Linked DNA regions of Homo sapiens: region 2 is linked to region 1. A link is a loop called in an ENCODE intact Hi-C map of the cell type or tissue named here. Cell type or tissue: heart right ventricle. All regions are shown on one strand. Links, peaks and the distances in the headings refer to the core of each region. The heading gives the core; the rest is flanking DNA. Region 1 holds the start of BTBD16 (BTB domain containing 16). Region 2 holds the start of LOC124902518 (a long non-coding RNA gene).

The links. Hi-C counts contacts between places; a loop is a spot of excess contacts. Peaks named below come from ENCODE experiments on the same cell type or tissue, not always from the same donor. Only the 100,000 strongest peaks of a DNase experiment are listed, where the experiment ranks them.
Region 2: a loop joins it to region 1, with 2.5 times the contacts of the local background. A loop is called at or near these places in 29 of 110 quality-filtered maps.

The regions. Positions count from the first base shown.
Region 1 is chr10:122,260,353-122,275,991 of GRCh38, reverse strand. It overlaps BTBD16 (BTB domain containing 16), which reads right to left and starts at 4,696. Exons shown (of 16, transcript NM_144587.5): 1 at 4,478-4,696; 2 at 893-952. The coding sequence starts at 910. RefSeq lists an enhancer at 7,301-7,802. In heart right ventricle, for the core only: a CTCF peak has its summit at 7,740 (motif pointing left); a DNase peak (open chromatin) is centred at 7,747; H3K27ac peaks cover 1,528 bases.
Region 2 is chr10:122,147,333-122,162,971 of GRCh38, reverse strand. The region is part of intron 7 of TACC2 (transforming acidic coiled-coil containing protein 2); the gene reads right to left. LOC124902518 (a long non-coding RNA gene) reads left to right here and starts at 6,789. Exons shown (of 2, transcript XR_007062323.1): 1 at 6,789-10,452. RefSeq lists enhancers at 7,624-7,918, 7,397-8,368. In heart right ventricle, for the core only: a CTCF peak has its summit at 7,790; DNase peaks (open chromatin) are centred at 8,067 and 10,271; H3K4me3 peaks cover 504 bases; H3K27ac peaks cover 4,150 bases.

The DNA.
Region 1 (15,639 bases), core at 2,747-10,746:
CATTTTGCTTATTCCTTCATCAGTTGATGGACACTTGGGTTTTTTATACCTTTTGGCTATTGTGAAGAGTGCTGTGAATATTCATGGGCAAGTTTTTTTTTGAACACCTGTCTTTTTATTCTTTTGGTTATATGCCCAGGAGCAGAACTGCTCAGTCTTAGACATTTTCTTGAGGCTCCAGGGGAAATTCAGCAATTTACATAAAAAAGAAGGACGATACCCAGCATGGATGTAAACCTTAGACTGAAGGCTCAAAGCAACCTAGCAAGGAAAAAAGCACGAGGAGGGACCCACAGGAATGGATGTCATTGATCCCAAGCCACCCAGGGCACCAATGGAGAGGTGACGAGACCATGGGCCACGGACTAGAGCATATGAGTTCAAATTTTACTTTCTAGTTGTGTGACCTTGAGCAAGTTACTTAACATTCTGAGGCTCTCAGTTCTCATGTGTAAAATGGAAATAATGGGTGGTGGTGGTGACGGTAATGGTTATCGTGACAACGACAGTGAGGATGGCGATGGTGGGGATTGTGGGGATATCATCTTGTTTCCAATGCTGTAAAAAGTATAAAGTAGGATAAAGTTTGGGAAATATGCCTTAGTATAGTGCCTAGAAGATGGTGGGTGATTAAAAACTGTGGAATCTGAGTCTAGATGTAGTCCGGCTGTCACGTAAAACGTCAAAGTAAAACATCGTCAGCTCAGACCACAAGCCTGCTCTCTGCCCTCTGGACGGTGCTGCCTGGACGCGCTCTTTCCAGCCGAGTCAGCCAATAATGCTTGAGGTCCTCGGTGGTGCAGAACCCAGCCCCTTGTGGAAATTTGTCAAAATGACCATAAGCAAATGCTTCTTCTCATCACCTACCTTCTTGAGAAACTGATCTACTCACCGTGTTCGACATTATCATGAATGAAAGTGGAAATTACGCAGGAGAGAAAAGACAAGCAACCTAGAAGACAAAAGAGGTAAAGGTGACATTTTCCATACTTTTCAAAATATTATGGAGGAGATTGGCCTAAAGAATCTATACTTTGCCACAGGAACAATAATGAATAAGCCTCGAATGTGGGTTATTTATCAATCAAGAGAATATCTTGTTGTTGCTGGGGTTTTTTGTTTGGTTTTGTTTTTTGTTTTTTTTGTAAGCAGGTGAATAGAGAGATCTCTGCTATTGTTCTGGGAAAGTGGCTCAGATAAAGCAAAACAGAAGATAATCCTTTGCCAAAGTGAGGAAGACCAAAAGATAGCTATAAGTAGGCTGATCACATAATTGATCATTCAGACGAGGAGACTAAAGGGATGATATTAATAATTAGGCCTGGACAATGGCTGTAGGCCAGGGCTGCCCTGGAGCTCTGTAGACTGATGGTCACCCTAGCTTACAGGGTCATGAAAGAGGAAGAGTGCAAGGACTTTCCAGTTATCTCTGAACATTATCAGGGCTGTTGGGTTACAAGCAACAGAAACCCATTTGATTATGGGGTTGCGGGGAGGTTAAGATTGATTGGAAGGATGGTGATGAGAGGAGGGTCTCATAGACTCAAAAGGAAACTGGAGAACTCTCCGGGAAAGAACAGGAAGCAGCTGCAGGGACCTGGGTGGCACGCACCAGGAGTTGGTGGCTGTTGTTGTCAGGCGCTGCCTCCAGCATGAGTCGGCTCTCCCACAGTCCATCTATGCAGGGTTCTTTTCAATCCAGATTCTCAGCAAGAGGCCCCAACTGGCCTGGCTTAGCTCAGGGGCCCACTCTTTGGCCCCTGAGGGCAGACACCTTGACTAATTCTCCCAACAAGAACGTGCACTGGGGACTGGGTAGTTCCCCAGAGCAACATCAGAGAAGAGGAGAAGTGGGTGAGCTGGTGAAACCAGCAGAAGCCACGGCACTTGATGACCAAGAACCTCAGCTGACCTCCCTTTGCTCCCCAAACAGCACTTCACCTGCATCACAGCCATGGCTATGTTCATCCATTCACCAACAAGCATCTCCTGTGCAGTCGCCATATGGAGAGAGGCGTTAGCCGTTTCTGAGAGACAGCAGTGAGCAAAATGCACACGATCCTTGCCTCATAGAATTTCCATTCCACTTGGGCAGACAGGTTTTTCTTTGCCTTTTAATTGCCTTAATTGGACTTTTTAATTGCAAAAGTATTAATAATATATGCTTGTTGTAACTAGTGAACCAATACAATGACAGGAAAGAAAAATTTAACATAGCTGCATAATATCACTTTTTCTTTTTTTGAGACAGGGTCTTGCTCTGTTGCCCAGGCTGGAGTGCAGTGGTGTGATAAAGGCTCACTGCAGCCTCAATCTTCTGGGCTCAAGTGATCCTCCCACTTCAGCCTCCCCAGTAGCTGGGACTACAGGTGTCCGCTACCACACCTGGCTAATTTTTTAATTTTTCTAGAGCCAGGGTTGCCCAGACTGATCTATATTGCCCAGACTGGTCTTGAACTCCTGATATCAAGCAATCCTCCTGCCTTGGCCTCCCAAAGTGCCAGGATTATGGGCATGAGACACTGTTTCTGGCCGCATAATATTTCATACAGTGAATGCATCATTATTTATTAAAATATTCCTCTGCCAAGTCATTGAGGTTATTTCCTATATTTTATTCCCATAATAAAAACAATGGGAACAATATGCATACACATTATTATGGCAGTTTGTGTACATGTGTGTATACATATATCTATACATGTTACCTATATCTGCATCTGTATATATATGTATGTATGTGTGTATATATATATATATATATATATATCTTTGTGTTGCTGTTTTTATTTCTATGAAATAGTCTTCCAAGTGGTATAGTTATGTCAGAGATCTGTATCTTCAATTGAAATAGTTAATACCAATTCACTTGCCCCAAAATTGCAGCAATTAACATTCCTATCACCAATTTATAAGTGTTGTCATTTTTTTCACAACATCTTTAGTACTAGGTAGTATCATCGTATTTATTTTTGCCAAGCTGGTGAGTGTCAGATGGTTTCAGATTCTTACTTTAATTTGAACTTTCCTGGCTACCAGTGGGGTTGAGCATTCTTTTATCTATTTATTGGCTGTTTAATTTTTCTTTTCTGAAAACTGCCTAATCATAGGTTTTCCGCAATTTTCTACTGGGTTACTGTAGTCTCACTAGCATTTTTTAAGGAGCCCTCTATGTACTGGGGACACTAACATTTTGTCTGCCATACATGCTGCAGAAGTGTATCATTTGTCTTTTGACTTTGTTTATGGTAAACAAATTGTTTCATTAGTATGAAAATATGTCCTGTGTGTGTGTGTGTGTGTGTGTGTGTGTATTTCCTTTGCCAGTCTCTAATTTGAAAACATATCTGGGGCCAGGCCCAGTGGCTCATGCCTGTAATCCCAGCACTTTGGGAGGCCAAGGCAGGTGGATCACCTGAGGTCAGGAGTTCAAGACCAGCCTAACCAATATGATGAAACCTTGTCTCTACTAAAAATACAAAATTAGCTGGGTGTGGTGGCGCATGCCTGTAATCCCAGCTACTTGGGAGGCTGAGGCAGGACAGTCACTTGAACTCTGGAGGTGGAGGTTGCAGTGAGCCAAACTCTCACCATTGCACTCCAGCCTGGGAAACAAGAGCGAAACTCTGTCTCGAGGGGAAAGAAAAAAGAAAAAGAAACGTGTCTGGGTACAAACATGGCCCTGGTGTTTGTACCCAGCTGCTGGTGTCTTCATCTGCAATTGCATCCATGTATGCATGTGTGTTAAGAGCATCTTTGGCTGTTCAACCAGCTTTCAGAGGTGCACTTGAGTTTACAGCAATGTGTGTTTTCCTTGATGGCTGAGTTTCCACCTTGCGTGAGGCTTCTCCCACCTCAGGTAACACATACATGCTTTTCTGATCCCTTTACCTCACAGGAGCCAGGATGATGAACTCCTCAGCTTAAAGCCCTTCACCAGCTTCCCACTGCCCTAGACATAGACCCCCAAATCCTCAACGTGGCCTTAAGGAATCTGAGAAGAGAGAAGAGGGTTCCATTCTAAAGCAGACCTGGTCAGCACAGAATAAACCCCACACGGGACTCGCTATGCCCACAGAGCACCGCTTCAGTTACAGAGAGAGGGAGGCTGGGGTTTGCACTCAGCTACCCAAAGCTCCTGCTTTCTTAGATCAATATCTAAGAACTTTTTTAGCTGATCTTGAAATCCAGAGACATCTCAATGGCCTGGAAATGTGTTCTTTTTTCATCCCACCAGGCAATCTGCCCCTTCGTGTGTTTTGAGAGCCTGTGCCAAGGTCCCTGTGGGCGGGCAGGAGCTACCTACAATGGTCTCTCAGCTCCCAGACCCCTCCTGATTCCCTAAACTCCCTCCCTGCCAAGTAGACCAGAGGCACCCAAGTCTAACACTGGGTCTAGACAGGTGCTAAGACAGCACCTGTCACTAGGACACATTTCTTGGTCTCTGAAGTGGCTGAAAAATACCCATTGTACTTACCGTTCCAAAGCCCTTTTGCCCACCACAGGCGTGTTTACAGGGGAAGTGTGCTGAGTGGAGGAACTCCCATCACACTGGCCTCTGAGTTACAGGAGAGCTGGGGGCGCCTTCTGAGCCTGAAGCCTGGAAGCGCTCATCACATCTGGGGCTCCCCCTTTTCTTCTTATGGGCCAAGGTGCTTTGACAGGGGGAGCTTGCCTTGGTTTCCTGGGTGGTTGTGAGCACCACGGCAACGGCAGGGAAGCTTCCAAGCACTTCCTGTTCCAGGGCCAGGTTTCAACTCAGGCTCGGGCTGTGTCCAAGGCCCTGGCTGATGGGGAGAAGCTGTGAGTGATGGCATCTCAGAGACCAGTGTGGGTGCCATGTGCCTCCATTCCTGTTCCTCACAGCACCTGGGGCAACCCAGGGCACAGCCTCAGTGAGAACCAACCCCCAAATCTTCAGGCTTCATCTGTCAAAGGAGAAGATTAGACTAGAAGCTTCTCAGATGCCTCCCAGCTCTGGCATTCTGGGGTGCTCTATTTCTAGCATTTTCTATCTGTGTTTTGACAAACATATTTCAATAAAAATTGAGCATTCCGCATTATTAAAAGCTATGCCTAATGAAGTACTTTGCTGATGATGATTTTTAATGCTGCTCTCTCTGGGAGCTAAGGACTGCCTAAAAGTCAAGGACAAGACCAAGAGCCTTCAAGCTGGCATCCAGAGTGGAAATGTTTGGGATTTGTTTGTTTTGTTTTGCTTTTTTTTTTTCTCTGAGATGGAGTCTCACTCTATCGCCCAGGCTGGAGTGCAGTGGTGTGATCTTGACTCACTGCAACCTCCGCCTCCTAGGTTCACCGGGTTCAAGCAATTCTTGTGCCTCAGCCTCCTGAATAGCTGGGATCACAGGTGCCCGCCACCACACCGGCCTAATTTTTGTATTTTTAGTAGAGACAGGGTTTCACCATATTAGCCAGGCTGGTCTCGAACTCCTGACCTCAGGTGATCTGCCCACCTCGGCCTCCCAAAGTGCTGAGATTACAGGTGTGAGCCACCGCACCTGGCCCTAAGTGCAATCTTACAGTGTCCTCAGCGACGTGGCCTGTGAAGCCCATGACCCAAACTAGGGGATGGGGAGGTGGAGGCCATGTGGGTCAGAGTCACATGGGTCACCACGGGTCCATCAAAGGCCTGGACCACCACCCCAGGGATCACAGAAATCCCTAGTTACAGTAATAGGAACCAGGAGGCAGTACAGCTTTTAAGACCCAAGGCCAGCCTCTCCTAGGCCACATACATCCTAAAGTAAAACGGGAAAGTAGCTGCGCTGCCTCCTGTGGCTGTGATCTAGAAACTACGAAACACTCTATAAATGGGAGGTACCCCTGAATTTGTCTCCCGCCTCAGCCCTCAAATCCTGTGATTCTACTCCTCCCAACACCATATTCTGCTTTGCACAGAAGCCGATCGCTGTGGAATGTTCTGTGAGTGGCTTACCCATCTCTGCATCCCCAGAGCCCAGCAACCAAACTTGGACTTTAGAAAGTGCTCAATAAACATCTCTGGAATTGGGTAATTGGATGTCCTAGTCCATAACCACCACTCTGCCTGTGTACCTGCTTGAGTGCCACATGCATAAGTGTGCACATGTGATTATGTATGCATAGGTGTGTGTGTCTGCTTCTGTGTTTGAGTACGAACATGGCCCTGGTGTTTGTACCCACCTATGTCCTCATTTGCAATTGCATCCATGTATGCACGTGTGTTAAGAGCATCTTTGGCTGTTCTAGTAGCTTCCAGAGGTGCACTTCAGCTTAGAGCGATGTCTCTTGGTTGTGCCTTGGATTTTGGGTTTGAGAGTGAGACGACAGGGTTTCATGGTAGTATACAACTGATCCCAGCAACTGCCACCGGGTTGGAGAAGCAGCTGATTGTCAGGCTTTTGGTGTTTAGTAGCAGCAGCAGCAGCTGGTGCTGCAGACAGGATTTGAGGTGGGGCCCAAAGGAGTCCACTGGTGCTCACCTCTCAGCCTAGCTCTTCTGGAGATCAGGAGGTAGGGAGGGACGTGCACAATGAGAGAACCAGTGGGAGAAGAATGTAGGCGACAAGGGGCTGAAGACACTGGCATGTCTTAGACAGGGGGGTTAGGAACCCAGTTCAGGGTCTGCCCACCATCCCTAGACGCTCAGGGGCAGCATGAGACCGGAAGCAGGCCTCTAACAACTGTTGCAGGGGCCTCAGGAGCCAGAGGCCGAGGCTGCATTCCTGAGCCAGGTGTGGGCCCTCTCTCATGCTTGAAAAACAAACACTTGTTGTTAATTTATTTTCCTTTTACAAACGCAATGCATTTACAGGCACAAATTCAGAGGCAAAAATTCTTAACAATAAAAATCATTTGGATTCCACAGCCGAATTCAGCACCATTAATAGTACATTGACATTTTGTATGTATACACACATTTTTGAAAATGCGGTCCTACTGTACTCTTTAACATGAGTTGTTCACTAAGTGTTAGACGCTTTCTCCTGCATTTTTGTACATGACTGTTAATGGCGACACTGTGCTTTTTTTTTGAGACGAAGTCTCGCTCTTGTCCCCCAAGCTGGAGTGCAGTGGCGCAATCTCGGCTCAATGCAACCTCCGCCTCCCGGGTTCAAATGATTCTCCTGCCTCAGCCTCCCCAGTAGCTGGGATTACAGGCGCCTGCCACAACACCTGGCTAATTTTTGTATTTTTAGTAGAGACAGTTTCACCATGGATGCTGTGCCTCTTGATGCAGAGGCAGATGGGGATTAGGGTAACCAGCCCCTTCTGCTGGACATGCGGCAGCTGGAGGTGCAGCCCACCCATCAGGCTGAGCTCCCCTCCGGGGCAGTGACAGAGGCTCATCCAGGCACCCACGCATGGCTGTGCACACACAGCTGCTGTGCACCTTCTCTCTTCCCCGACCATCATGTTGCTCTCCACTCCCCCTCGAGTCTGGTCCATGGCTTCCCTCCTAGCCCGGTGCCAAGAACATGGGGGCGGAGAGGGGCTGAGCAGAAGTCTGTGTACAAATGGACAGATTTCCTCTCTCTACGCTGCTCCTTCCCCTCCACCCCAAAGTTTTCCCTGCTAACTGTCCCTGGAATGTGGGACCCCATGTAAGATTTCAATTAACAAGTTTGAAAGACATTATTACCCTGGACCAGCTTGACATCCCACCTGCTCCACCATGGGCCAACCTAGGGATGCCCTCCAGGTATCACTTCTAGAGTGCAGCTGAGAGCGGGCCCCCTCTAGTGGCCACTCTGGGGAAGCGTCCCAGGATGCCACGCTCCCATCAGCCCCTAGGCAGAACCCTGGCCTTGGCTGAATCCATCGCTTTCTGCAGGGTCTAGTTCAAGGATCCGGGGCCTTCAGCTCACCCCCAGAACTCTCAACACATACATCCCCCACAGATCTCCCAGGAGCTGAGCTACTGTCCAAAGTCAAAGGCAGCAAATACAAATAAATGGAAATAGCTTTCAGCATGTTTCCCTGAGAGCCCTTTCCTGATGGTGTCAGTAACTGAGCCCCTTGGGCCCAGCCCATGAAGCAGCCAACAAGCTGGAAATCTGAAGAGCAAAGGTCATCAGTGACTCAGACATCAAATGTCGCTGAGCACTGCCCTTAGCTGGAAATACCTTATGCCAAAATCTCCTGTGTCACAGTTCCAGGGGGATTATGAAGGGATATCCATCTTCTTCTTGCACACTCAGGGATGGGGAGCTCATTACCTTGCCAGAGAGCCCATTTCAGCCCACTCCATCCAGTCACCCATATGGGGAGGTGGTGGAGTACACTGAAAAGAACACCCAATTCTGACCTGGTTCTGACTGGCTATAGCTGTGTGACCCTGGACACATCCTTAACCTCTATTGATGAAAAAAGAAAATCCGGAGCCTCAGTTGGCCTGGAAGATTGGACAGTCTGTGCCTGAGAGCCCCAGTGCACCCAGCCAGGGTCCAGGCTGCTGCTGGGAGTGCTGCATCCAGACCAGCCCCTGGCGGAGGCCTTGCATGAGCCAGCAGACAGACAGGGGCTTCCAGGAGGAAGCAAAGGGTCCTGCCCTGGAACTGAGTCCTATATGGCAACACAGCTGATCTCAGTGATAAGAAAGGAGAACACAGTCAGGCACGGTGACTCATGCCTGTAATCCCAGCACTTTGGGAGGCTGAGGTGGGCAGATCACCTGAGGTCGGGAGTTCGAGACCAGCCTGATCAACATGGAGAAACCCCGTCTCTACTAAAAATACAAAATTAGCCAGGTGTGGTGGCGCCTGCCTGTAATCCCAGCTGCTCAGGAGGCTGAGGCAGGAGAATCGCTTGAACCCAGGAGGCGGAGGTTACAACGAGCTGAAATCATGCCATTGCACTCCAGCCTGGGCAACAAGAGTGAAACTCCATCTCAAAAAAAAAAAGAAGAAAGAAAGAAAGAAAGAGAGAGACAGAAAGAGAAAGAGAAGGAAAAGAAAAGAACAGAACAGAATAAGACCGGGCACGGTGGCTCACACCTGTAATCCCAGCACTTTGGGAGGCCGAGGCAGGTGGATTGCATGAGGTCAAGAGTTCAAGACCAGCCTGGTCAACACGGTGAAACCCCATCTCTACTAAAAATACAAAAATTAGCCAGGCATGGTGATGTGTGCCTGTAATCCCGGCTACTCGGAGACTGAGGCAGGAGAATCACTTGAACCCAGGAGGCAGAGGTTGCAGTGAGCCGAGATCACGCCATTGTACTCCGGCCTGGGTGACAGAGCCAGACTCCATCTCAAAAAAAAGAAAGAACAAGATTGGGTCAGAACTGGCCATGAACTTGCTGTGGAACCTCAAGGAAGTCCTCTCTTTGGCTCTGGCTTCCTATTTTCTCATCTGCAAAAAAAGTTCAGATAAAACAACTCCTCCGCTCCATCTACTGTTGATCCTCTTTTCCAAGATGTTCTGGAGTGTGGTGATGCCAATGCCGCTAGCCCAGGGCTGCCTCATTCACTCCTTTAGACAAGGTCTGAGTGTCAAGATTGTATTGGGTGCTGGAGATAAAATGGGGACAAAGAGAAGGAAGTGCACTACCTTCACAGCCTCTGATGTTATTTGCTTAAAATTGTTCTTTAATACTGGACTTACATTTTTACATAACATTTTTGTTATGATGTTCTTAAATTTATTTTATCAATGAAGTAAAGTATTTGGTATGCTGGTTTATTTGGAATATACATTAAAATAACTACATAACTTAAAAAAAGTCATACATGAGCTGCCCCTGAAAATCACCTTCCGTGCCTGGGCACCTTACTTTTGGAGGTTTAACGTCTGCGTTGTAAGGCTCACAGTGTATTTAAGTCAGTGAGCTGCAGGAATTCGTAGGAGAGGCAGTCGACCGCATTAACCTGCTTTTTCATTCTGAGGCTTTGACATCTGGGGCCTTGCTCACCCTGGAGGGACTGCCCCTCCCAGGGCTAGCTATTAATAATTCCTAGAGATAGTAAAGGACTCCTACAAGCATGCCTTTCATATACAAACCAATTAAACTAGAGCCTATTCCCCAACCACCTCCCTTATCAAGCTGTCAAACTCAGGGTCACTATCCACTTGCCCTAATCACCCAGGGCCAAGTACTACCAGATGAGAGACAATCCCTATATCCCAGAGCCCACTGAAATTATTCAAACTCACCAATTCTAAACCTGATTACACTGCTTCACTCATTTCTTCCCATGGGATCCACAATAAAGGCTCTTGCCCATGTTTTCCCCTCACCCTTTCTGCCTCCTAACCCTACTGCTTCCCTGTGTGCCCTGTGCCCAGTGGTGGGGGTATGCCCCCTCCTCTTGGGAATTGTAACAAACTATCTTTTCAAAGGCAATTATCTCCTTATCTATTGGCCTCGCCATATCTCAATCATAACAAAATAATAATAAAACCTACATTTGTAAACACTTACCCAGGCCCAAGGCTTCAAGGAGGACTCCCTGGAGGAAGTGACATAACAGAAGAGAAGTTAGCTGAGAGACAAAATGATGGGGATAAGGGTGAGTGTCTCAGGCAGACAGAACAGCGTGTGCTAGGCTGGAGTGGAGAAATAAGGAGCCACTGAAGGAATGGCCCATGCAGTCTGATTGCAGTATAGGGTGAGAACGGAGGAAGGAGGAAGGAGGAAGGAAGGGGAGAAGCGGCTCGATATCCCAGGGCTCATAGAGGCCAAGGAGTGTGAGTTTTATCTAGTCCTATCTCTTTTGATCTCCAAGTTGCTTTTTCAAATAAACCCAAAAGACAGTCCGTGAACTCTCCAGATTCTGCCATTGAGAGTCCGGCCCTGAGAGCGCCGAAGCCCTGCCCGGCTGGTCACCACCAACCTGGGGAGGTACCACTGGTCCACTGACCACCCAAGGGAAACAAACAAGATGAGGAAGAAGAAGTCCACTCCAACGCATCTAACAATGTACACCCTAGGTGAGCCCCCCTGCCGCTTCCATCCATTGAACAAGAAGGATGCTTTCTACAGTCCATAAATGCAATAGAGGAGTCAAGTCCAGACTTGAAGGCAGCACCACCAACTAGACTAAAGAATGGACGTAAGGACCCACCACATGTGCTCGGTAGCATCCTCACCCCTGTACCTCATCTCCCCACCACCTTCCTTGTAAAGAAAACACTTCTCCAGGGATTGTAAAGGATGTGGGCCTTTCTGTCAAGACCTGGGATGGAATCCTGGCTGCCTTGTTTCCTGATTGACCTGAGCAAGTCTTCTAACTTCTCTGAGCCTGTTTCCTCCTTGTAAAATAAAAATAGTTTTCATTCACCAGATCATTTCAAAGCTAAAAAGAGATAGCACTAACTTGAGTGAGTCATTGTGGGTACTCAAATGTTAATATCTTTCCTCCTTCCAACAATCCCTGTGCATACACACACTTTGACCCTGCCCATATGCATCTCCACCCTGCTTTAATTTTTTCTAGTGAGAATATTGTGGAAAACAAAGAGGCTTTGCTCAGGATCTGGGCAAGATGGCAGAATAGGAAGCTCCCGATCTTGTTCCCCAACAGGGAAATTAACTTGACAATACACAGCTCAAAAAGCCTTTTGAGACCCCAGAAATCATTTAAGAAGCTGTTGTACCCCCATGCAAGCTCAAAGCAAAGAATAACCACATTGAAACAGGCAAGAAAAACCATTTCATATAAAAACGAGATAGCCCTTCCCCACAGCCAGCACAACTTGGTGCAATCAGGAGCAAAAATGTCATGACTTCTTCATTGGGAAAGAAAAAGAAGAATGGAATGTACACTCAACATTTCAGCTTTTTGGCATGATGCCCACAGGACTAGTTTCTGTCTCATCTTACTTGGAGCAATTATGAGGAACTGGCATATTTTGGATGCCTGGGGGTCACTGAGAGCAAAAGAGAGCTCAGTGTCTTGTTGCAGTCCCAGAGAACCTGCAGCACTACCAACAGACATTAGAAGGAACAAGAGCCTACAAGCTCCTAAAAAGAAACCAGCAAGCCTTTCTATTTGGGAAGTTATACACACAAGCCCAGAGAAGACACACCCTCAGAAAATGTTTGTGAGGTCCCCAGAATCACTGGCTGAACTGACTGGTGAAAGTTTTTCCCTGTAGGATGCTAGTCTATAAAGACTGGGAAGAGTGACTGCTGTGACTGTTTTTCAAATGAACAAATCACAGCAAAAAATAAAATAAAACAAAAACCCACGGCACATGAAACAGGAAAACATAATCCAATCAAAGAAATAAAGTAAATCTGCAAAAACTGCCCCTAAAAAATAGAGATCTATGAGTTACCTGACAAGGAAATAAATATAATCATCTTAAAGAAGCTCAATGTGCTACAAGAGAACAAAAAGAGACAACTGAACAAAATCACAAAAATGATGTATGAACAAAACGAAAATAACAAAGAAATAGAAACTTAAAAAGAACCAAAATAAAATTCTGGAACTGAAGAATACAATAACTGAAAAAAAAAAAAATCACTACAGGGATTCAATAGCATACTTGATCAAGCAAAAATAAGAATCAGGGGAACTTGAAGAGATGTTATTTGAAATTATCAAGTCAGACGGGGAAAAAAAAGAAGCAATGGAGAAAAGTAAAGAAAATCTAAGAGACCCGTGTACCCCATCAAGCAGACCAATATACATATTATGAGAGCTTCAGAAAGAGAAGAGAGAAAAGGGCAGAGAGCTTATCTGAAGAAATAGTAACTGAAAACTTCACAAATCTGAGGAAGAAAACAGACATCCACATTCAAGAAGCTTACAGGATTCCAACTAGGCTAAACCCAAGAGGCTCACACAAAGATATATCAAAATCGAACTGTTACAAGTAAAAGACAAAGAAAGAATCATGAAACAGCCAAAAAAAAAAAAAGTAATTCATAATGTAAGAGAGCAACTATAAGATTATCCACAGATTTCTCAGCAGAAACATTATAGGCTAGAAGGTAGTGGAATGATATATTCAAAGTGCCGAAAGAAGAAAACTGCCAACCAAGAATACTACATCTGACAAAACTTGTTTTTTTCAAAAATGAAGGTAAAATAAAGACCTTCCTAGATAAACAAAAACTGAAGAAGTTCATCACTACTAGACTTGTCTTATAAGAATTGCTAAGGAGAGTTTTCAAGTTAAAATGAAAAAACAATAGATAACATGAAAACAAACAAAAATATAAAGCTCTCTAGTAAAACTAAATACATATACAAATTCAGAATCCTGTAATACTGTAATTGTTGTGTAAATCACTTAATTCTTGTATCAAATTTAGAAGATAAAAGCATAAAAATAATCATAACTATAAAACTATGTTATGTTGGGCATGGTGACTCATGCCAGTAATCCCAGCACTTTGGGAGGCTGAGGCAGGAGGATTGCTTGAGCCCAGGAGTTTGAGATCAGCCTGAGCAACATAGTGAGGTTTCATCTCTGTAAAAAACAAACAAAATTAGCCAGGCATGATGGCATGCACCTGTGGTCCCAGCTACTCAGGAGGCTGATGAGAGAAGATCACTTGAGCCCCAGAGGTTGAGGCTGTAGTGAGGCAAGATCGTGCCACTGCATTCCAGCCTGGGTGACAGAGCTCTCCCCACTCCCCACCCGCCCCTCCAAAAAAAACAAACCTATGTTAATGGTTACAAAATATGAAAAGATATAATTTGTGATACTGAGGGCATCTAACTTGAAAAGGAGGAAGTATAATTATCTCTGTTCACAGATAACATGACCTTATATTTAGAAAACTCTAAAGATTCCAAACAAAGATGCTGATAGAACTAATAAATGAATTCAGTAAAGTTGCAGGCTACAAAATCAACACAAAAAACCAGTTGCATTTCCATGCAATAACAGTAAACAATTAAATAGAAAATTAAGACAACAATCCCACCAATGGTGGCATCAAAATAAACTTAACCAAAGAGAAAGACTTGTACACTAATCCAAAACATTGCTGAAAGAATTTAAAGAAGACAAAAAATAAATGGAAAGAAAACCCATTACATGGATTGGAAAACTTAATACCATTAAAAGTAACCTGCAGATTTAATGCAATCCTATCAAAATCCCAAAGGCATATTTTGCAGAAATAGAAAAAAGGAATCTTAAAATTCATATGGGATCTAAAAGGACCCCAAGTAGCCAAAACAATCTTGAGAAGGAAAAACAAAACTGGAGGCCTTATCCTTCCTGATTTCAAAGCATATTACAAAGCTATAGTAATCAAAACAGTATGGTACTAGCATAAAGACAGACATATAAGCCAATGGAACAGAATAGAGTGCCCCAAAATAAAACTACACATATATGGCTAAATCATCTTCAACAAAGGTGCCAAGGCTACAAAATGCGGAAACAAGTGGTGTCAGAAAAATTGGATATCTACATGCCAAAAATGAAGTTGGACCCTTGCTTTACACTATATACAAAAATTAAGTCAAAATGGATTAAAAACCTAAATATATAAAACCTGAAAACTATGAAACTCCTAGAAAAAACATAGGGAAAAACTTTTCTTTCCTTTTTTTTTTTTTTTTTTTTTTTTTTTTGAGCCAGGGTCTCTGTAACTCAGGCTGGAGTGCAGTGATGCGATCATAGCTCACTGCAGCCTCAAACTCCTGGATTCAAGCAATCCTACTGCTTCAGCCTCCTGAGTTGCTAGAACTATATGTACACACCACCACACCCTGCTAATTTTAAATTTTTTTTGTAGAGACATTGTTTTGCTATGTTGCTCAAGCTGGGAAAAACTTCAGGCTAGGCACAGTGGTTCACGCCTGTAATCCTAGCACTTCAGGAGGCCAAGGCGGGCGGATCACCTGAGGTCAGGAGTTCAAGACCAGCCTGGCCAACATGGCAAAACCCCATCTCTATAAAAATACAAAAATTAGCCAGGCGTGGTGGCAGGCACCCGCAATCCCAGCTACTCCTGGGCAGGAGTAGCAAATCTCCTGAGGCAGGAGAATTGCTTGAACCTGGGAGGCAGAGCTTGCAGTGAGCCAAGATCGTGCCACTGCACTCCAGCTTGGGTGACAAGAGTGAGACTCCAACTCAAAAAAAAAAAAAAAACAAAAAACAAAAAACATAAGACTTCATTACATTTGAATGGCAATGATATTTTGGATATGACGCCTAAAGGACAGACAACAAAATTAAGAACAGACAAATGACACTACATCAAACTTTAAAACTTCTGCACTGCAAAGGCAACAACCAACAGGGTAAAAAGGCAATGCATAGAATGGCAGAAAACATTTACAAACTATATTTCTAATAAGGATACGTACTCCTGATTAGGAGTTAATATTCAGAATATATAAAGAACTCCTACGACTTAACAACAACAAAACAAATAACCTGATTTTAAACTCAGCAAAGGACCTGGATAGACATTTCTCCAAAGAAATACAAATGGCCAAGCAGCATGTGAAAAGATGCCCAATAGCCTTAATCATCAGGAAAATACAAATCCAGATTACAATAAGCTATCACCACACACCTGTTAGGGTGGCCACTATCAAAACAAACCAACAGAAAATAAATGTTGGTGAGGATGTTGAAAAACTGGAACCCTTGTGCACTCGTGGTAGGGATATAAAACAGTGTAGTTGCTATGGAAAACAGTATGGAGGTTCCTCAAAAAAT
Region 2 (15,639 bases), core at 3,005-11,004, 110 kb after region 1:
TCTTTGGCCACCAAATGAGCTCCACAAAGCCAAGCCCTGTGCAAAGGCTCACCCTAAACAAGCAGAGGCGCGGCCAGCTGAGCCGCCCAAGGCAGGCCCCTAATGCAGCATGCGTGTACAGGGCAAAGGCAGTTCTCCGTGACATGCATCGGCTCAGCTCTGTGATTCTAAACACGGGCTGGGCCTGTAGGAATGTCCGTGACACCCCATCACCAAGCTCCCAGTGCCCAGTCAGCCCCATTCTGTAGCTGGCAGCATGTCACCCATCAGCAGCCAAATCCCTGTCCCTGGCCTATGGCAGGCTCAGAAACCCTCAAGACTTGAGATCCTGAGCCTCCTCACTGGAGGCTGCTGCAGAAAGAGTTCATCTCTGTATAGGTACAGGAGGTTTGGGGCACACCTGGGAACCCCACCATCCCCTCATGCTGTACATTCAACACAACCGCTTCCTGCGCTCCCAGCCCAGACTCACAACTGAATTCAAATGGAACCTCTGATGGGTAAGTGGAAGACTCTTCCACATTTCCCAGCTTGTCTTCACCCACAGGGCAGTGAGCCTAAAATGTATCTAAACTGTGGCCAAAAGCAAAAGAAAATAAAAACAAAATTGTTCAAAGCATTTTAAAATTGCCTCCAATACACTGTTTTCTAGCGACGTGGCCAAGGATGTTTGGATGGGCTCTTTTGATACTGACACTCGAGGTCACAGTAGTTCCAGAGCTTCACGGGGACTGACTTTCCACTGCTCTTATTCAGTATCAGTGTCAAACAGAATGCCAGAGGATCAACATCGTTTTCTGGGATGTAACAGCATGAAATTTCCCAGAAACACTGAGAAGGTTTACTTTTGCATTTATATGAAAATAGCTAATGATTATGTCAATCTTGCGGGGAAGGTGGCTGTCGGGGTGGTGTGACGAGGTGTGCTCTGGAAAGCACCTCCCGGGGAAGCCGTCACTCACTGTCAGCATTGGATGTCACTTGGTGGCAAGGATCCTGCAACCTGTTCATCCTGTCACCATTCTCAGCACCCTGGGGGTTTGTTTCTCTGTCAGAAAACAGACCTCTTCGGCTCCATATGCAGGTGAGGGCCCAAAGAAGCTTACCACGTGGAGCTGAAACATCTGTAAGCTCTAACCTGGGCTACTACTGTTTTGAAGAAAGTGGCCCTTTCCCTGGGCACCTAGGAACTGGCCTTCAGCCAAGCCTCGTACTCAGAAAATACATGAGGAAAAAAATGAGGAACCACAATTAGAACTCATCTGCCAACTTTTAAAAACATTTTTCAGATGAGGTGCAAAAGCACAAAGCCATCTAAACGTCCTTAGCCTTAATAGGTAAAGGTTCTGCTGCGATAACAAGATAGGGTTTGAAATGAGACTCGAGTTCAAATCCTGACTTCTCCCTCGTTAGCTGTGTGGCCTGAGCCGACTGTTTAACCATACTGAACCTTATTTCCTCAGCTGGCAAAAGAGGAAAAGCATCTATTTTGCAAGGGCATTGGAAAAAGTAAATTAAATACCATCTATGAATGCCCAGGACCAGGATTCTTATTTATAAGAAAAAATTTCCCCCCAAGTATAGTACCATAAAGGAAATTAAGGCAGCATTAAAGTGAAGTGCTTTTACGTAGAATCCCAACAACTGCAAAGTTATGATGTAGTGACAGGGCATATTACTTAGTGGGACAACACCATCTCACGGCTGTCAAAAACACAATCAAGAACCAGGAGAGGGGCTGGGCACCATGGCTCACATCTGTAATCCCAGCACTTGGGGTGGCCGAGGTGGGAGGATTGCTTGAGCCCAGGAGTTCAAGACCAGCCTGGGCAACATAGTGAGACCTTGTCTCTACAAAAAAATAAACAAAATTAGGTGGGTGTGGTGGTGCATAACTGTGGTCCCAGCTACTCAGGAGGCTGATGTGCTTGAGTCCAGCAAGTTGAGGCTGCAGTGAGCCATGATCGTGCCACTGCACTCCAGCCTGGGTGACAGAGCGAGACCCTGTCTCCAAAAAAAAGAACCAGGAGAGAAACAAATAGAATGTGGGCACCATTACAGTCGATACAACTAAAACCCATGTATGATTAGTTTGTGTAAATTATTTATGGAAGAGTCTCTCAGACCCTCATTGAAGACCTTTCCATGCTGACTTTACAAACAATTTAAAACAAAGCTGGTGATCTAGTAACTCGGCCTACAGAAAATGTAAAGCTGAAGAAAATAAGGAGGGAGAATGATAAAAGGGCTGTGCTATGGACTGAATGCTTGCGCCTCCCTCCCAAATTCATGTGTTGAAGCCCTAATCCCTAGTGGGATGGTATTTGGAGGTGGGGCTTTTGGGAGGTAATTAGAATTAGATTACATCATAAGGGTCCCCTCAAGATGAGATTATACCCGTATAAAAAGAGAAAAAGACACGAGACCCCCCCCACACACACACTTCTTCTCTGCTGTGTGAGGCAAGAAAGTGGCCATCTACAAGCCAGGAGGAGAGCCTTCATCAGGAACCCAACCATGCTAGCACCCTGCTCTCAGACTTCCAGCCTCCAGAACTGGAAGAAATCACTGTTTTCTATTTAAGCCATCCAGGGAACCCCACTACTCCTAAGCACGACCCTAATGAGACCCTGAACTCAAACAGCCCCTGGGGGCCTGTCTGTTAGACCACAGTCCACATATTCTAGGGGCCCGAAGGCAGGCTAAGCCCGCTTAGACAGGCTCCACTGCAAACCTTCCTACTGACGTCCCCAAAGACACCCTAGAAACCTGGATAAATCAAGGAATGCATCCATCATTTCTAAAAAGCAGTTCAACGTTTATTAATGCACCTATTATGTGCCTGGCCTATAAGTGGAAACCAGCTTATTCTCACATTACTTTGTGACACCTACCAGAAAGATCAGCAAACCTGACAAATCCCTGTAGCCAAAAGATAAACTGAAGCTATGTAGTGCAGCCTCTTCAGTCCCACAGAGGTTCAACGGACGGAGCCATGGTCAGAAACTGCAAGTAGTTTGAGACCCCTCTGACACCCCAAGAAAAACAAAGGTGAGTGGCTCCACCTTTGCCTCTGGCCTCAGGGAGTCTCCAGTTGCCATAGCAGCAAGACTCTCCAAACACCACCAATGGACCCCGAGCTGCTAATTAGCCCGAGCACATACACTCAGGAAAGTAGGTCAGATCACAGAGAAACCCATCTGGAGGAGCTAAGAATGTAAACACAGATGGAGAACAGGGCTCCTCCAAGCCCTGGGTCTTCACCACCACCCACTATACCATGGTGGCGAGCAGAGGGAGGCTGGACAAAACCCCAGCGACTTCTCTTCAGGGAGCCAAGCTTGAGACCAGCTCTGGGCTGTCTCTGAGAGTGTTATCTTGTTACTCCACCTGAGGCCCCAGGCATCCAGCCCCGTGTCACACAACTCTGCACCCAGCAGTGCCTGAACGCCCGAGCCCTGCACTGAGCTAGGCATGCTCACTGCCTTGCCGAAAATTCGAAGAGCTGGGAAGCTGTGTGGCCTGAATGCAGCACCCACATGTCAACAGGAGCAGGGACATGTGAGCAGGGACAGAACCTGGGCTCAGGCGAGAATGGTGCGGTGCCGGGCTTTCTCCACCCAGGTGTCACAGTCCCAGGATGGATGCTCTTTCCATGTGTCCCCAAAGGACACACTGCCGCATCACTCAGTCTTGTTCCAAAAGTCGTCCACTGCCTTTGCAAAAAAGTCCCAATCCGACCTCCTGGCTTTGATCCAGCATTGGAGCACGGCCAGGTCCTCACCGTGGCCTCACTGCTGAGGAGCTGCCCCCTCCTCAACTTCTGCATCTCTCTCAATTCCTCCAGAAAATCACATCCCAGCTCCCCCAGCTCCCTGGAGGGGTCTGCTCCCTGCCAGCCCCCAGACTTCTTTCTTCCCATCCCCTCGGCTGCCTGCATATTGATGCCTTGGCGCTTTCTTGCCTTGTTAAGAGTCTCAGGTGTGTCTGTGTCTGGTGTCTCCACTCTCCAGCCATGCAGGGTGCCCCAAGCACAGCCAGAGCCCCATAAACACATGCCGCACGAGACCTCAGAGGATGGGGAGAAGGTCCTGGCAAAACTCTGTCTTATGATGAATAGAGAAAAGGCAGAAGATGGTTGTGTTCGTTTATTTGCAGCGGTACAGATATTCTGTTAACCTCTTACATGCCAACATTAAATCTCACCTGCTCACCTCTGGGAGTCTAAGTGGTTTCTTGGGCTTAAGTACAAGCTTCGGTGAAGCCCCATCTTTTCCAGAAGGTTCTCTTGTTCTCTCCTTGCAAAGGGCTGATCTATTTACGGCATCTCTTTCTACCACCTTCACCATATTTACACCTGGAACCTTTCAAAGTTCTTCACAAGCAAGGACAGCTCTACAGGTGACTCTTCAGCAGGAAAAACCCTGTTGATTCAGTTATGACAGAGGTGGAAGACTGGGAATTTTACTATTAGACCCAGGGAGGTAACCCAAATGTCCTAGAAAAGAAGTCAGTAAACACAGATGAGACTGACTTTTGTTTTTTGGGTTTTCTTTTTTGTTTTTGTTTTTTTTTTTGAGATGGAGTCTCGCTCTCGCTCTGTGGCCCAGGCTGGAGTGCAGTGGCACGATCTCAGCTCACTGCAACCTCTGCCTCCTGGGTTCAAGCAATTCTCCTCCCTCAGCCTCCCGAGTAGCTGGGACCACAGGTGCACGCCACCACGCCCAGCTAATTTTTGTATTTTTTAGTAGAGATGGGGTTTCACCATGCTGCCCAGGCTGGTCTTGAACTCCCAGCCTCAAGTGATCCGCCTGCCTTGGCCTCCCAAAGTGCTGGAATTACAAGTGTGAGCCACCTGTAATCTCACAGCCAGTCGAGACTCACTTTTATTTTCAAATTAAGAATTCAGAATATATTTGTAATCTTTGATACCTATAGGAGGGAAGGAGGGAAGGAGGGAGGAAGGCCAGTCCCCAAAATCTCAGGGCTATACAAAAGTTGTTAGCATTAAGAATTCTCATCACATATGAAAAAAAAAATCAGTAACACACATACCACGTTCGAAAAGACTGAATATGATCCTCAAAATCTTTCTTTCTTTACCACATAAATTCAGCTTTCTTTTTTTTTTAAACACACCATTGCTGGCTTGATATTTCAGCTCTTTTGAGACGGAAATGGTAGGAGACGCTCATGAGGTAGCTTTTGAGAGAATATACTCTACCTAATGTCAAAAAGGATTTAAGCCCACAATTCAAGAGAACAAAGAAAATACAGGAAGAAAAGGTGGCTAAAAGCCAGAGGGAGTGAGGTAAGCGTGGAAGTGCTGACCTAAGCCCTTGCTGGAGTGGGGTACAAGTCTGGCTCTAAGTTTCCCAACAGCCAAAGCAAAAAGGGCAACCACTATGATCAGTTACATGATTCATAAAATCCGACAGGTTAAAAAAAAAAAAAATCCCATGGATGAGCAGCTTCTGTTGTGACTTTCTGAACACGCATTCTCCCACAAGCCCTTCACCAGGTGACTGTATGTATATGGTGGCTGATGCCTTCAACAATATCCTCCCACCAATACAATATTCTTCCATATAGCTATGTCAGCAAGCACGGCAGGGGCTCCTCAGCTCTCCTGGCAATCAACAAAATCCTAAAACTACAAAGTTCCCAGGGATGCATTTCTAGTTCCCCCATCCTGCACTAAGGGTCCCCACCGCTCAAGTTTCCATGGTAACAAGGTTACATAAGAGAACACAAAGGGCAGCATTAGGACAATGTCATCAACAAAGCAACCATGTATAGACTTGATCCTCCCTCGTATGCTCCTCCTGTCTTCACAAGTCTATTTTACTGTATTTTATTTGAGACAGGGTCTCACTCTGTCACCCAGGCTGGAGAGCGATGGCACAATCTCATCTCACTGCAGCCTCGACCTCCTGGGCTCAAGTGATCCTCCCGCCTTAGTCTCCTGATTAGCTGGGACCACAGACGTGTGCCACCATGCCTAGCTAATTTTTTCTATTTTTTGTAGAGATGTGGTCTCACTATGTTGCCTAAGCTGGTCTCGAACTCCTGGGCTCAAGTGATCCTCCCAAAGTGCTGGGACTACAGACGTGAGACACTGTGCCCAGTCATGTCCTCACAAGTCTAGTCTTTGGCAGTCTCTTGCTGATTGAAGGAGCAAATATACAGTGCCAAAAACCAGAAAGCAAAACTGCAAACCTGGAAGAAGGAGGAGGATGTCATGGAGTCAATTAAAGTGACACCAGAGAATTGCTCAAAACCTACCCCAAAGCTGTAAGAAAGGGCAGCTGGCACAGTCAGACCTGTGAGCAACTGAAGAAGAGAAACTCAGCCAGGATGAGGACAGAAGGTGGCTTCAAAGAGAGAACGTGAAGATGAAAGAACTGAGAGAAGCCCTCAGAACTGTTTATGAAAGAGTGACCCTGTTGGCCAGGCATGGTGGCTCATGCCTGTAATCCCAGCACTTTGGGAGGCCAAGATGGGCGGATCACAAGGTCAGGAGATCGAGACCATCCTGGCTAACACGGTGAAACCTCGTCTCTACTAAAAATACAAAAAAATTAGCCGGGCATGGTGGCGAGTGCCTGTTGTCCCAGTTACTCGGGAGGCAGAGACAGGAGAATGGTGTGAACCCGGGAAGCGGAGCTTGCAGTGAGCCGAAGTCACGCCACTGCACTCCAGCCTGTGTGACAGAGCAAGACTCTGTCTCAAAAAAAAAAAAAAGTCTACATTTTGTTAAATCTAAAATAAAATCATTTTCATAATTTTTCATTTCTTTTCAGAGTGAAGTCTTAAAAACGTTTTTTGCACCATTGGCCAGGCACGGTGGCTCACACCTGTAATCCCAGGACTTTGGGAGGCCGAGGCAGGCGGATCACAAGGTCAGGAGATCAAGACCATCCTGGCTAACACGGTGAAACCTCGTCTCTACTAAAAATACAAAAAATTAGCCGGGCGTGGTGGCGGGCGCCTGTAGTCCCAGCTACTCGCGAGGCTGAGGCAGGAGAATGGTGTGAGCCCGGGAGGCGGAGATTGCAGTGAGCCAAGATTGCGCCACTGCACTCCAGCCTGGGCGACAGAGTGAGACTCAGTCTCAAAAAAAAAAAAAAAAAAAAAATTTTCCCACTATTAACCATAAAACTTTGATTTATTAAGTGGACTCATTTTAAGTGGCCTTTCTCAGATAACAATTTCCTTCGGATAACCCAGATGTCCTTCCTGTAACTACCTTTATAAACTGTGTTTAAGATCATAGGTGAAAATCGAGAGGGTGGCCCACAGCAGACACGTGGCCAAATAAAATCTCAGTCTCCAAAGTTCAGGCTCCTACTTATAAATAAAGCCCAGTTCCATTCTAAACCTGGGAAGAAAGAGCCAACACCCTCACCTAAGCCAGGTGACTGTATCTGTCTAGGATCAAAAACATAACCAATGTTATCCATCTTTCTTCTCCGGAAACTATTTCCAAGAAGAACAGAAAATTCAGTAAGCACCACAAAAACGTTCTGGTTCTTGTTTAAAGAGGTTTGATGTCGCATTTGCTTTGAATGTTGATGTGTTAATCCACGGAGTTCCTCTAAGGTTTAAAGTCACTGGTTCTAGAGGCTACTTTGTACTAGGAATAAAAGGCCTTTTAAGGAAAACATTTGGGTGTAAACAGAGATGGCGTCTCCCAGCTGCCAAAATCAACAGCAAAGCTGGTTTCTGAGGCCGGACTGGAGAGGCAGGTTGAGAAGGGCGGATCTGCGCCTCTGTGGTGGGAGGGGCTCCCCTCAGTGGCCCGGTGGTGGAGATGCTTCCGAGACGAAAGCACAGAAAGCAAATGCAGAACTTCCCTGCCTCTCCGTCCTTCCCTCATTTTGAACAGAGACAGCAGCTACCTGTGACTGCCCTGGGGTGAATGTGCAGCATCTGGGGTAAATTTCTTCCCACGCCTGCCCGCAGCAGTCGAGACAGAAGCTGGCACAGGGCTGCCCTTCTTGTGAGCCAGGCAGCAAAAACCAGGCGCTGAGGCTCAGAACTGCTGACTCAAGCCTCCATGAAGGAACAGAAATCCAGAAAGCCGGGCCAGAAATAGCATCCGTGAGCATCTATTGATAGCATAAAGTCCGTGGGCAGAGTAAGTGAATGAGCGTGTCAGCGTGGGTGGGTGCGCGCCTGCATGCGTGTTTGCAAGTCCTAAAAATATTTCCCTCTTTCCATAACCAGCCGAGAGGCCCTGTCTGTATAATTCCCTCTACACCCTGCCTAACTGTGGCCAGCTGCAATTAATATACAATTGTGTCTGAGGATAAGAGATTAGTTTTCCTAAATTCTCAGATCTTCAGCAGTTGATGTGTACATGGGAAGAAAATCTTCCCGTGACAACAGACTGACCAAATTCCTGCTTCATCTTTGCTGAGCTTAAGGAATCGTTGTGAGAGAGAGCTGGACACAGGCATGACAAGGTTTCCTAACAGCCTGCAGAGGCTATTAGGCATCAGTTTGGCAAAAACTAAATGCATGGCATATTTACATATTTTTCTGCGTATCTTTAAACTATTACTCCAGGAAGACATGAAGGATTGCTACTTTGCATAAGCATTTCCCCTGTGCAGTGACTGCCTGCCTCGGAATCTACCTGTGCCTACGATCTTAAGACCAGTTTATACACACACCCATGCCCCAGTATGGGACGGCTCCTTTGTCCGAGCAGCAGCAAGTTTGGCTCCAAGAGGGAGCCTGGCCCGGCATCAGGCCCTTGGAAGCCCTCAATAACTATGAGCATATGAATGGAGAAATGGGTAGACAGAGCTGTACTTGCGGACACAGACGAGAAAGGCAGACATCCAAACTGTTTCCAGCTGAGGCCAGGGCTGAAGGCAACTCAAGGAGGTCCTCCCTAGGACGAGCCCTTCCAGGGCTGCAAAGAGACCCCAGGTACCACATGCAGAGCCCAGAGCCGGTCCCCAGTCTCCCTGACCTCAACAATCTCCCTAGTGGCAGATCTTGTTTATTTTTGTGATTGGGGGCCCGGAGGGAGGAAGACAGGTTGGTTGCTCAGCAGTAAGGTTTGAATTAAACTCTCTTCCTCAGACACCTAAGTCAAAAAGATGAATAGAAAGCAAGGGACATTTTTCACTCACTGGCATCCTTAAGCTGACCCTGAGAAGTTATTAGTCCTCTGTGCTTCCGTTTTCTCATCTGTGCAATGAAAATAATAACAGTTCCTCTTCCATAACATCGAGGGTGCAAGGTTTAAATGAGATAATATGTGAAAAAGCCCGAGGCACTGCAGTGCAAGGCATACAGCAAGTGCTCAATACATGTTTAGCTGTGGCTGCTGCTGTGGCTGTTTTGTGAAAAAACAAGAAATCACTTTGGCCTGAGGAGGACTTGGTGTCCCTGCTTCACTGCCTCTCACAACACCTCTGGGACTCGAAACCCGAGGTCTGCAATCAGGCAGCAGAGTTAGAAGCTGGAAGGCTTCCTGGAGGAGTCCACAGATATGAGATGACCCAACCCAAATGGTTCCCACCACAGCTTTGGCCTCAGAGCTTGGGGCCTCGGCCAGTGTTCTGACTTTGCTGGGCTTCAGTTGTCCCATCTATAAAATGGGCACAACAAAAATATCTCCCTGACAGGACTGTTATGCACATTAAGTGAGATGAAATACATATCGGGCCAGGCGCTATGGCTTATGCCTATAATCCCAGCACTTTGGGAGGCGAGAGGATCACCTGATGTCAGGAGTTTGAGACCAGCCAGGCCAACATGGTGAAACTCTGTCTTTACTAAAAATACAAAACTTAGCCGGGCGTGGTGACCTATGCCTGTAATCCCATCTACTCAAGATGCTGAGGCAGGACAATTGCCTGAACCTGGGAGGCGGAGGCTGCAGTGAGCCGAGATCACACCACTGCACTGCAGCCTGGGAGACAGAGCAAGTGAGACTCCGTCTCAAAAAAAAAAGAAAGAAAGAAATATATATCAAAAGCATTGCTCTCAGTGCCTGGTACATAGAAAGTACTCAGTAAAGGCCAGATGTTATCACAAGAGGAAGAAAACTAGAGCCACTCTGTGATGCTCCAGGGAGAACCTGAAACCTAATCCCAGTCAGAGCCTATTATGTTGCTCTCCACCCTTTTCTCCACAAGGTCCCAGTTCCCACCCTGAGTCCTGCCAAACAGTGCTGCAACAGTCAGCGTTCTGGCCACAGAGAGTGAGGATGCAGGATGGCTCGGCCCATTTCCCCAACTACGTCAGTCTGGACAGATGTCTCAGGCTGTGTTGGCAGAGGCACTGCTGGTACCACGTGCCAACCTCGGGACAAGCTGCCTCCTCTTGGAAATGAAGCAGGGACGATGCACCAGGGAATCATGTCATCAAGTCAGCCGTGTCAACACGCGTTTATGGAATGGAATGGAATAGAGTATCACTGCAGCCCACCAAGTAAGGGAAGGTCCGTGCCAATCGTGGACACATATGGGGTTAGTACATGTGTACTGGCCACAATGTTAAGCTTCTCCCTGTGGTTTGAGCAGAGCCGCTCTGGCCAGACTGCAGGTCCTCCGACCTGGGAGACTTCCCCCTTTCATTTGTGTTTGCTTATTTCTTTTTGTTGTTGTTGTTGGATCTTCCATCCCTCTTTAAGAAATCATTCTGATTTTATTCATTGGCTTTCAGCTCCATTATCTAAACCCAAGAAAGGCAGGCAGGACCCTGTAATTCTTTCTGCAAAGCCAGGAAATGATGCTCAGCAAGACGGTATTTAGACAGAGATGGGAGCAGGGACACCAAGGTGGGGCACAAGGTGGGCAAGTCATCCTCAAAGAGCCACCATCCTTTGCCTCTTAGCCCAGGAGAACACTCCAAGGTCTCCATGTTTGGTGGAGCCACATGGGGAATTATACCCTTCTGGCCCTGGGCCCCAGCCTTGGGCAGTAAGGGGAGGAAATGCTGGTGCCAAGCCCCAGGCCCTGGGCAACTTCTCCCAGCGAGCCCCTGCCCAGAGTCACAGTCCAGCCTGGGAGTAGTCACCTCCGCAGTGTCACCCTCAGACATACTGTGGCCCACGTTGCAGGGTCACCACTGTATCCCAGCACCTGCCTTCAGCCTTGCACAGAGCAAATGCTCAATCAACGTTGGTGAATGGATGAATGCAAGGCACAAAGACAGACCCAGGTCCCCTCCATCCCCACGGCCACTGCTTTAGTTCAGGCCACCACTGTCTCCCACTTGGACCACAGGAACAACTTCCACATGGCCCTCTGACCTCTGGCCTCTCCTCCACCCACCCTCCTCCTCGCCACCAGAGATATTTCCCCAAACTAAATTCCATCCTGACTCTCCCCTGCTTGAAAAGAGAAGACATGTTTCTTTGCACTTCTTTGGCACCAGCAAACTCCCCAGTCTGGCTGCAGGCCCCTCTAAATCTGAGGACCATGGCCACCTTGGCTGCTCACCCTGCTGCTCTGTCTGAGACCGCCGTACCTCCCTCTAGTCCCTCCAGTTCCTCTCTGACCTGCTGCCTGAATCTGCTGGGCCTCGCCACACCCCAAGCTTTGGCACATTTGGTTCCTCTTCCCTGAAGCACTTTTGCCCTTCTTTACCCTCAGCAAACACCTAGCCATGCTGCAAAACTCAGTGGTGATGCCGCCTCCTCTGGGAAGCCTTCCCAACTTCTCCAGGCAGAGTCAGGTGCTCCCTTCTCTTGAGTCTTTTGTTCTCAGCTCTATTGGAGAGTTTATCAGGTTGTACTATGTTAAGTTTATCATGTTGTATTTTTCTGTTTCCAGAACAGCTGTCTCTGTCTGCCTCCTTTTCCCCATCACTGCTGGGAGTTGGAGTGGGGGGAATGTGAATTCAATGCCTCCTACTTGTCAAACACTGAGCTACATTCTTCATGTACATTTACTACTCACAATAACCCCCAAGAGGTGGGTACTACTAGCCCTATCTTAAAGATGGGTAAACCAAGGCTCAGAGTAGTCAAGTAACTCATGCCATGTCACACAGCTGGTAAATAGGCCTGTCTTTCCAACTTCATGCTCCTTCCCCTGCGCCACCTTCCGAATAGTCCGTGGCATAGAATCAACCGGGATGTATCTGCCGAGAGGCTGGCTGGCAGGATCAAAAAATGCAAACAAAGCAGAAGAAAGGACCCAGGAACGCTGCATGACTCCACCTAGACTCCAGCGCTCAGCAGGTCCTTCTCCTGACAGCGAAGTATTAAAGAAACTGGCTCATCAACACGGCGAGGCACTCGGGCATGGTGGGGTCCTGAGCCGCACATGCTCGTACCATATCCCATCCTACCCCACCTCCCTGGGCCCTGCCTCCCTTGGTTTGGGGGTCTATTTCTCCACCACCTTTGGGGCACTCTGTGACCAGCCGTCTCCTGGCCACCCCTCTTTCTGCACCTCCACTGGGTCTGAGGGCTGGAGAGCACGCATTTGGCTTGGAAGGAACGCAGCCTCCCGCAGGGCAAGCACCTAAAACCATCAAGTGGAAGCCGAGGGCCGTCCCTGGGCAGCCGTGCTCGGGGAGGAGGGTGGGCTCCTGGCCTCAGCTGCCCCTATTCAGGGCAAGAAGGGCCCCCACACTGCCCTGGAACCTTCCACCCACCAGTGCTGTGCTGAGCACGTCCAGCCACGCCCTCACAGATGCCTGCCCATATGTTCCTCCCTGAGCCCCATTTCAGGGCGGGATCCCCTTCCCAGCTGCTCTAGGGGCCGTGGGACTGCCGCCCAGATGGCGTCACAAGCTGAAGCTTTGCAGCTTCTCCCAGCTGTGCCCCCAGAGTAGGGCCAGGGAGCCCCGCTGCTGCCGGCTCTCCTTCCCCTCCCCTCCCAGAAGGAGGAAAAGAACTGCAGACCTGGGCCCACGGAACTGAGGGAGCCACCATCTAACTGACGCCCTCTGCTCCTGCTCCTCAGGCTGAAGCCAGCGGGACAGCCCAGCACCCACTCCGCGGCAGCTCACATTTCGGAGACTGAGCGGGAACCAGGGGACCCATCAATGCCTCCGCGCGTCTCACCGGCCGGTGACGTGGCTCAGCGTAGTTATGCTCAGTCTGCCCCGGACCCAGTGGGCCTCAGAGGCAAGAGAACAATGGAAACTTGACCTGCGTAACCAAGGAATGATGCCACGAGAGCCCAGTTTGGTCAGCGCAGAGTCTAATCCCCGGAGACCCTCAGCCCAACAACCCAGCCCCTTTCCCTAGTGAGGCAGAGAGGCTCATCTGCACCCCGCCTACAAGGCAAAGTGCCGCGCTGGGGAGCGGACTGGCGAACTGGCTCCAGAGCGAAGATGCATCATGTTTTCCAAAGGGCTGACTTCTCTAACTCGGGTGGAGGGAATGGGGAGGTTTCTGCCCTTCCCCTCCTGCGCAGGAAAAACTCTGGAGTCTTGGAGAAGTGTTGACAGAGGGAAGGGAGCAATTTGGGGCAGCTGCCCAGGGCGGGTGGGGCCGGGAGTGTGGGGGCACCTCACAGGAAAGCCTGAAGAGCCAACGCCACAGCCGCCACAGTCTGCAGCTCAGGGTAGCATTTCTCAAGGGGTGTCTCCTGGGCCTCCTGCCCAGCACCGGGGATCCGGCTTCCTCCTCCCTGCAAGAAGCTCAGCTGCTTCTCCCATCCCGTTTCTCCCGCGTCTATCCAGACAGCCCTTGGCCAGGTTTCCAAGTCACCAATTCCTAGGGGACAGCTGTCCGCAGCAGGGAGTGAGAGGCCAACTCTGAACAGAGATGATGCTTGCGTGGGCTCACACCCACACCCACTCAGCTCATGTCCAACACACCAGGCTCTTTGCCACAAGCTCTCAGAGGTCAGCTGTGGCTGCCTTGGTGAGGTGAGGGCTTTCAGCTTGTATTCCTGGAAATTCTTATTATCAGACCCCTCGCCTGGCTTCAGCCTCGTACAGCTCTCCAAAGAGCTGACAGCTCTGGAAAAGTCAGGGTGACCTGCTGACCCCACAAAGCCTCAGGAGGGCTACGATGGAGGGGAAAGGAAGGCCCATCAGAAGCGTGGTGACTGCAGCAATGGTCTCCCTCCCAGGCAGGGATAGGAGGCAGAGACTTGAAGCTCTCTCTCCTTCCCAGAACCTCACTTTTCTCCCTCTCAAAGTCACATCTGTTCTCCCCAAGGCCTACGGCCTAATGATTACCAATGAGAGTGGGGGGAGGGGAGTGTGAAAACTCCTGGAGAAAAGCCATTTGCACTGGAAACGTGGGATTGTGTCATCGTTTCCACAGCAGCCGCAAGAAGCAGGAAGAGGCAGCAGGAAGTCACCCAGCATGTTTGCAAGAACAGAGCATCTGTCAATTCTGTAATAAGATGTGCCCTGGGCTTTCTTTGTCAATACACCAGGTCTCACTGCCTCGCTGCTCCCCTCCAAACCCAAAGAGAGAAGACAAAGCCACAGATATGGCGGGCACTGCAGCTGCCTGCGCATAACACCCAGAAGGCACGCTGGCTCCAACAGGCGATGCCTGGCTGGTGGCAGGAACCCATGGAAGACGTATTTCCAAAATCAAGAGTCCATCCAGGACCTCAAATTCTGGCCCAGGGCTGGGCATGGTGGCTCACGCCTGTAATCCCAGCACTTTGGGAGGCTGAGGCGGTCGGATCACCTGAGGTCAGGAGTTCGAGACCAGCCTGGTCGACATGGTGAAACCCCATCTCTACTAAAAATACAAAAATTAGCCAGGCATGGTGGCGGGTGCCTATAATCCCAGCTACTAGGGAGGCTGAGGCAGGAGAACTGCTTAAACCCGGGAGGCGGAAGTTGCAGTGAGAAGAGATCACGCCATTGCACTCCAGCCTGGGCTATGAGAGCGAAACTCTGCCTAAAAAAAAAAAAAAAAAAAAAAAATTCTGGCTCAGCCTGGGTGAATAACGACTTCCATTTCAGTGAAATCAAATGTTCAACCTTACATTTTCGAAACTTGCTTTGAAAACCTCCAGGAACTCATCCAAAGGGAAAAAACACGGTTGATTGGATCCCTGGATCCAGGCCATGGCCGCATGGTTGAAAGCAGCTGTGGAGAGAGTCGAGGTGGAGAGTGCACTGAAGGTGATGGAACCACAGCTGTCAGGGAGCCCCAGGAAATGGGGGCCTCAATCCTAAAACCACTCCTGTCTTGGCAGGCAGCTGGCCAGGTCTTTAACAATGCAGATCCGATCGTATCACTGTACTGCCTGGGGGCTTCTGGACACTCTTAAAAGAAAGCCCAAGGAGCCCATGACCAAAGCTGCTACAATTGGAGCAATGAAATAACGTAGTATTGGGTTATAACCCAAAGAATAAAATGAATATCCAGGAGTCCATGCAGATATAAATACATGATTGAATCAATTAATAAATGAAGGAGAACAGAAAAATCTCCTGTGCAGAAAAACTCTAAATAATTTCTGTAGATGTTCCACCCTAACAGAGGAGGAGCACAACTCTCCACCCCTTAAATGTGCACACAGTGACTTCCTTCCACAGACGACAGTACTGAAATGGGGGAAAAAAAGGAACTTGGCGGGGCGCAGTGGCTCATGCCTGTAATCCCAGCACTGTGAGAGGTCAAGGCGGACGGGTCACTTGAGGTCAGGAGTTTGAGACCAGCCTGGCCAACATGGTGAAACCTTG